2 separate regions of the Homo sapiens genome follow, and region 1 is linked to region 2. A link is a contact called in ENCODE Hi-C or POLR2A ChIA-PET data. All regions are on one chromosome and are shown on one strand. The core of a region is the stretch at or near the end of the contact, and the rest is flanking DNA. Distances in the headings are between cores, read along the strand shown. Region 1 holds the start of PCBP4 (poly(rC) binding protein 4). Region 2 overlaps POC1A (POC1 centriolar protein A).

Region 1 (3,452 bases), core at 532-3,031, 120 kb after region 2:
AAATCAAGAGAAAAAACTCTCAGGAATCAAGGAACATAATCCTGTGGAGGGTAATCCATTACATGAGCTTCTCCTGTTCTTCCACTTTCCTGCCTGGCTTTCACTCCTTCCCCTGCTCTGCCCAGCCTTTCCCTCCCACCCACTCCTCCTTCTGCAAATGCCCTGAAGGCCAGCCCTTACCCCAACACCCACTTCCCCACCTCCTTAGGCCCCAGATACATACATGCCCACATGCACGCTTACATGTTTAGAGCCATCCTTGTTTCCAAATATGACCCTTCGCTTGAGGGCAACTGCATAGGTACATCTAACTCTGGACTGGCATGCACATTGTCATGTGCAGCTTTGCATATACACACATGCATACATGAGCCTCCACACAAGCACTTGCACACATGTGGACTCCTAACCATGCTAACCTCACTGGCTGGGAAGGTGGGGACCCCATGGGCCAGCCCTTGCAGGAGGCCCTTTTGCAAGGCTTAGGGTGTGGCCAGCCCTGAAAGCTACTTGGACACAGGTTTCAGCTGGCCCCAGCCCAGAAGTGACCCCCAGAAAGGGAGGGCCACCGCTTTGCCCCCTGCTTTTACCCTTCCTTCTGGGTGCTCTACACCTCAGGTTACCAGGCCTGAGGCATCTCAGCCAAGCTTGTTTCCTGCTCTGAGGCTTGTGGGGTGGGAGCCAGAGTGGAGGTCGGTGAAATAAAGTGATGCAATTAGACCCCACCGGCTCCTGCTTCTAAAGAGCGCCGCCCCTCCCCCACCCCTGGGACCAACACTGTGGGCCCCTCCCCCACCCCGGCGGGACCAGATGGTCCCCCTGCCCTTTGTCCACCAGGCCAGATGGAGAGGAAGGGAGATTGGATTCCCCTCCCCACCCACACATACCCAGGTGCCAAGAGACTCAGCTGTGGGGGGAGGTGGAGGTCAGTGGGACCAGGCTGAGCCGATTATGGAGGAGTGGGGGGGAAGGAATAGTTGCTTCCCCGAGGGCGGGGGGTGCCCAGCGGACTTGAGAACAGTTCATCACCCCCACTAGTATCCCTTCCCCAGTAAAAGACTCAACGGAGCCCGTTCCTTGCGACCCTATCCCCAAAAGGAATTCCGGGGGTAGATTTGGGGTTATCACAGGATCGGGTGCACAGGGCCACACGGCTCTCAGGCCCCTCCTCCAGCCTGTCCTGCGCGGACGAGGGCCGGGCCATGCAGCTGTGGGTGGCCGAGGAGAGCGGGTCTTGGTGGGCGCAAGCCCGAGCGGAGGATGGCGCGCAGCGAGCAGAGCCGGGAGCTAGGCGGGGCGCAGGGTCCCAGCCGGAGCTCGGAGGGACGCGGGCCGGGAGCGAGGCGGAGCCGGGGCTGGCGGGGCCAAGGCGGGGATGGGGGTGCAGGGGGCTCGGCAGAGGCGCCGGGCGGGCGGCCCGGGCCGGAAGGACTGGCCTGGCGGGAGCGGAGGGGCTTGGAGCCGGGCGCAGCGCGGGCGGTGCGGGGAAGGCCGTGGCTGGGGACCGGGCTTCAGGCCGGACGCCCCTACCCCCAACCCGTGGGGCTCTGGGAGTGGCAGGGGAAGGGTCGCCCGAGCCCTCCAGGAAGCGGCCGCCGCTCGGGGCGCACCGCGGCGCGCGGGGCGGGGCGGGCGGCTGCGGCACTGGGGCGGCTGGGGCGGGCCCGCCGCTCTGTAATCGGATCCGGGGAGGGGGCGGGGAGGGGCCGGGCCGGGCGGGCCGGGGGGTGGGGGGGGGGCGCGGAGCCGGGCTCCGGGCCGGCCGGGCTCCGCGCCTGTCAAACCCCTCATTGTTCGCAGCTGATGTCACTCGCAGTTGTGAGCGGCCGCCTCTCCCGGGGACAATGTGGGACTGAGCGGCCCAGCCGCCGTGCCGCCGCCGCCGCCGCCGCAGGACAGCCCCAGCGAGGTAGGGCGCGGGCCGGGCGGGGCACGGCGGGCCGCGAAGTTTGGGGGTTCGCCCGGGGGCAGGGAGCCCGCGCCCAGATCCCTCGGTTGGGGTCGCAGGTTTGTGAGACTGCGAGGAACACGTTCTCTGTCCCACACCGCTGAGGCCTGCACAGGTGGGAGGCGCTGGTCTGCCAGAGGCGCCCTTGGCACCAGGGAGGGGCTTCCTGGACCTTAGATCCCAGATTTGAGGCCCCCATCCCACTCGCTGTTTCTGTCCTTTGCGCCTGCTCCTCTCTCTGACTCCTGCCCTGGGTTCTGGTTCTGCTCCATCTCTGCCCTCACTTGCCACTCCCCTGTAGCTCCTGGCTGGGCACACACTCCTTCCCATCCTCCGCAGTCGTTGGGGGAGCCAGATACAGACCTCCAGGCCAGGGGTGTATGGAGATGACAGCTGGGGGCTCAGAGTGGTCCCTCTTGCCCCATAGCTCTTCAGCCCTTCAGCTCTGACCTAGCTTCTTGGCTGGGGTCCTGGGGGGTGGGGGTGGGAGGCTCTGCTACTCACTTCAGCCTGGCCCTCATGCCTGCCTGGCCAGGAGAGGGAGGTGCCCGCCTCCTCTCTCCCCTATCCCTGGCCCGCCATCTTGAGACCTGTGGCACCCAGTGCCCCACCCGGCCCCAGCACCCAGGGGAGTGGTCTCCAAGGTGATGATGCACCCAGGGCCAGTTGCATTCCTTTCTCCCCACCAAGCCCAGGATGCTCATGTTCGTGCTGAACCAGCAGGACATGTGTCCCCAGGGGCTTGCCTTCCGCCACAAAGGCTCTTACAATCCATGAACTCCCTAGGAGCTGAGCTCCTGCCCTCCCTGTTCCCTGGGTCACCCTCATTGCCTCAGGACCAGTACCTGGGACCCTATTCTTTCCCCATCTGAAAAAATCCCCTGGTCTTCCCAGGTCCTGGAGCCCCCTCAACCTCCAGGGCACCCCCATCCCAGCCCCCACCCCCTAGCCTTCATCAGCATGCAGGCTCAGGCTGCCCAAACACAAGGGGATTGTTCTTCTTGCATGCTCAGGGTGGGGGGCTGGGAGCAGGCAGCCCACACACCCTGGCAGGCCCAGGCCACGAGGAGGCTGGCTTGCCCCACCCTGTGTCCCCAGACAGGCTGTCCACCCTCCCTACTCCCATCACTGCTGCCCCTCCAGCCTCCATCACCATTGCCCAGTGGCGCTGACATCTTGAGGAAAGAGCTCTGAGCTGCACAGGTAGACCCCTGGGTTCTCCAGCTCTGCCAGTTGTCTCCCATGTAGCCTTACAAACATTTCCCTTCCTCTCTGGGCCGCGAGCCCCTCTTGTGATTGGTAAGACCTTTCCAGCTGTGACAGGCTGAGCCCAACTCGACTCTGTGAAACGTACCCCACCCCCCAGCCCTTCTTCCAGTCCCCCTCTTCCATGAGGAGACCCACTCTGCTCCCACCCTCTGAAAACCTAAAGCACAGCCCAAATCCCCCACCCCAGCAGCATACCTAGGGAGCTCCTAGTCCTGGTAAAACGGCAGGAGTAGGG
Region 2 (3,579 bases), core at 677-3,176:
GCTAAGCTTCTCTGGGCCCTGATCCCAGCTGATGCCATGCTTTGAGCAGCTGGGGTTTGTTCAGCTTTACACATCCCCACCAGCTGTGGGGAGCAACTGTTCCTCCTTGAGTTTCAGGGCTGCTCTGTTCACCCAGTGAGCCACCTGCCTGTCAGCCTGGGCACACCTCCACCATTCATCACCTGGGTGACCTTGGGCAGGTGACATCAATCCCAGAGCCTCAGTCTCCTCCCTTGTAAAATGGGGAGAGATGCCTCATTGGGTCCTCTGAGCTCTGCTGTGCGGCTCTTGGTTAACTGAGTGTGCTAGACTGGTGCCAGCTGTTCTGTGAAGCACAGCAGTGAGTCGATGTTCTCCTGGGAGCAATATGGGAAAGCACTGGGGCAGGCTTGTGGCACAGGAATGACAGGAGTGGACATTCCACAGTCCCCATACCGCTGGACTCAAGTCCCAGAAATGCTTTTGAGTTGCCAGTGAGACTCTAGTGTCTGGCTAGGCAGGAGGATAAGAGAGGGGAGAAAGAAGTCATTCCCCAACCCCGGGAAGGAGGAGGGCACAGGAGGTGACAGAGGCACTGGGGTGCACATAGACACTTGAAAATCAGGCATGGGTCATGGGGCCCATTAGATCAGACCCTTCCACCTGGACCTAGGCAACAGGGCCCAAGATGGAAGCTCTTTGAAGATGTATGTGATACTTCTGTTCTTTGAATGTAGATATTGTAATGCTTTTTAGGGAACATGTATTTCCTAACAATGGAACTGAAGATTTTCTTTGGAGGGCTTTTTGTTCCTTGAGCCCCCTATGGGAATTCTCAGGAGCTGCTAGGCCTGAGGTCAGGAGCGTGGGCGTCACATGCTGCGAGCTCCCCGCCCCACTGAGAGATCGCACGCCTCTCCCTCAGGGTCCAAGGGCCCTGCTCTGATCCTGTCCTGAGACCCACCCCTCCCCTATCCCCTCTGGAGAGAGCACACGCCTGTCCTGTGGCTGCCCTGGGGTCACTCACCTGCTGGGCCTACCTCAAGTCTTCTGAGAAAGTTGGCTTGACCCCAGAGGCCCAAGGCTTCCAGAGAAAAACCCAGACAAGGAGTCAGAAACTGCAGCTGCTCAGACCCATCTCTGCCTCTTTTTGGCTTTCCACCAAGGGGAGATTTTAAGCGCTGCCCCTCTGTCTGTCTGTCCCATGGGGTGGGCAGCAGAGGTCAGCCTCTTCACATGGGGCCAGGACTTCCCCTGGGGCCTTTTCATCTGCCTGCCCCCCAGGCCAGGCTCCTCCATTCTGAGCACCCCTGGAGGACTCTAGGCCGGACCCCGAGGCTGCTAGGCCTGCCTGCCCAGGGATGGGCGCTCAGTAGGTGTGCAAGCAGAGGCCCTGGGCCTGACCCTGGTACTGTTTCCCCTTGTGCTCTTGGGGGTGATGCCAGGTGATCTAGGGGTCTTTTTCACAGATGCCGGAAAACTTCTCCAGTGAGCAGGGAGAGAGGCTGTTTCCACAAATAGCCACTGCTACATGAGCTCACCTCCACGCTGGCTCTGTGGCTTCCTTCATGGACCCTCAAGAGGCCAGAGGGCTGCTGCACAGTGCTCAGCTGCCCTCAGGAGTAACAGGTTTCAGTGGTGTCTGGAAGTTGCAGAGGCCCTGGGCCTTCCTTAGGGCAAGGGGGTGGATCTCTGGGGTGTGGACAATGACCCAGGAGCTGGGGAGGCTGCTGTGAGGGGGCCCGGCATAGGCCCAACACGCGGCTTGGTGGTTTTGCCTCAGAAGCCCACAGCAAAGTTATTTTTGACTCCAGTTTCACGTCTTGCTGCTTTTTAAAAATACCGAGCCATGAAATTCCTGCTCCAACTGTTTTTTTATGGCACCCAGTGTTTCAGGCTGGCCACAGCAATGCTGTGATGTCACGTTCCAGTTCCTGTGACTCATGGAGGCTGCTGGGCTCCAGGACTTGAAAATGCATGCGGTGGGGAGCAGGCAGGGAGCAAGCCCACCAGCCCTGCTTGTTTGGGTCTCTTTGGCATTCGATTTTGTTAAGTGTTCAAGTCATTGCGTTTTGCTGTCCTAACTCAACAAGGCCAAGGATTTTTGCCTGTTTGCTTTGGGGATAGAGAATGGCCTATTTGCTTTGAGATACCTTAAACCTGCTCCCCCACCCCCACCCCCATGGTAGTCCTGGAAGTTCCTATTTGACGGGCTGCTCAGGTGAGGCATCTGGTTCCACACTGGTGGGGAAGTTGGCAGTGCCTGGCCCTGATGTGGGCCAAGCTGCCTCACTACTCTCAGGGGCTCTCTGTATCCCTCTTTCCTGGGAGGACCTGCTGTTGCTTATGGAAATAGACCCCCAATTTTATAGTTATACAGTTTTCCATGGGGATCGGTCCTCCCACGTGCACCCAGACAGAATTTGTTGGGAGGGTATAGAGTGAAAGTCACCCAGTGCGTCTTCCCATGATCCCAGGAGGGCGTGTGCAGCCCTCCTAACACTGCTTCCACTCGCAGACAGGGCCATAAGGGTGGTGGTGGGTTGTTTCTGCAAAAATGGGCCCCCTCTCTGCATCAGCACATCTAGCCAGCTCACCTGCTTGGTCCAGAGTGGATGTAGCCACCCTCCTTGTTGTGGACCTTCATGGATTGCCCTTTTGGCCAGAGTCATGTTCAGGACAACCTGAACTTCTTTGTGGGGGTTTGGAAACAAGAGGCTTGTTTTCCTTCTGTTAAGAGGCTACTTCTGGGGGACAGGGGACTCAAGACACTGTCTGTTCTGTGCCAGGGACACACTTGGTGGCAGAGGGACTGGGGGAAATGTCTGTCTGCCTGGGCCCCTGGTGATTCCCCAGCCCTGTTACTATTTTTGGCATTTTTCCCAAAGGCTCCTCTGGCTTTGCAAATGTGGCGGGACAGGGGAGCCTGTGTCTTCCCCAAGTCGCAGGTCAGGGCCAGTGCCCTGCCTCCTTCGTGACATGCAGCCTGCGAACAGCACTCAAAAACGGGCAAGCTCGTGTTTGCAGGGGGACTGGGTGGCAGCTCCCATGGGGGTCAGGCAAAAAACTCTGGTTTTCTATCTTTTATCCCGTCTGTGGTTGTGGCAGAAAGCACCCCCTTCCAAAGAGGCTGCAGATTGAAGGCCCCTGCCTGCCAGATGGGCTCGACAGTAGCCGTGGTTATCTCTGGGGCCTGGGAATGTTCATGGTCGGTCATACGAGATTTCTTCTGAGGCTCTGAGCTGGCTTGGAGATGGGGGAGGGCTGGGGGAGGGCTGGGAGATGGCGGGAGGGAGCAGGTGGTGGAGAGCAGAGGCTGGGAGCAGGGAGAGAGGCCCATGCAGGGACATCTCATTCGGGCTGAATCTAGGCTTGCTCTGAGAAGAGGAAGGGAGGGGACTCCACATGATTTGCTCTTGCTCCTCGGGGACCTGGGCCCTCCAAGGAAAGGCCAAACACAGGCCACAAGAAAGGGGCCTGTGTTATGACAGGAGCCCCAAACTGGCCTGCACCGCTCTGAGATTAAGCAAGCCACAGCCTACTTCATCACAGCTGACCCCGTGACCTCTTGGTGCTTTCCTGAATGAGGCACCACCACAG

The links. Hi-C counts contacts between places; a loop is a spot of excess contacts on that map. ChIA-PET counts read pairs that join two places held with the same protein, here RNA polymerase II (POLR2A).
Region 1: a map of endothelial cell of hepatic sinusoid shows a loop between it and region 2 (3-fold over the local background). The contact joins the promoter of PCBP4 here to the enhancer-like site in region 2. A Hi-C loop is called at or near these places in 1 of 168 maps with a recorded cell type or tissue (endothelial cell of hepatic sinusoid). POLR2A ChIA-PET finds 5 or more read pairs at or near these places in 5 of 52 experiments (AG04450, GM12878, OCI-LY7 and 2 more).

What each region holds. Positions count from the first base shown.
Region 1 is chr3:51,965,783-51,969,234 of GRCh38, reverse strand. PCBP4 (poly(rC) binding protein 4) reads left to right here and starts at 1,781. Exons shown (of 14, transcript NM_001174100.2): 1 at 1,781-1,909. It overlaps ABHD14B (abhydrolase domain containing 14B), which reads left to right. Exons shown (of 4, transcript NM_001146314.2): 4 at 1-720. RefSeq lists enhancers at 125-686, 687-1,250, 2,377-2,938, 2,939-3,452 and silencers at 1,212-1,291, 1,322-1,601, 1,612-1,721, 1,822-2,091.
Region 2 is chr3:52,088,543-52,092,121 of GRCh38, reverse strand. The region is part of intron 10 of POC1A (POC1 centriolar protein A); the gene reads left to right. Among named protein-coding and RNA genes, the nearest start is that of LINC00696, 25 kb to the right of the region's middle. Within about 2 kb of position 1,926, at least 15 of the 41 ENCODE cell types and tissues checked have a DNase peak (open chromatin) inside an H3K27ac peak, as active enhancers do.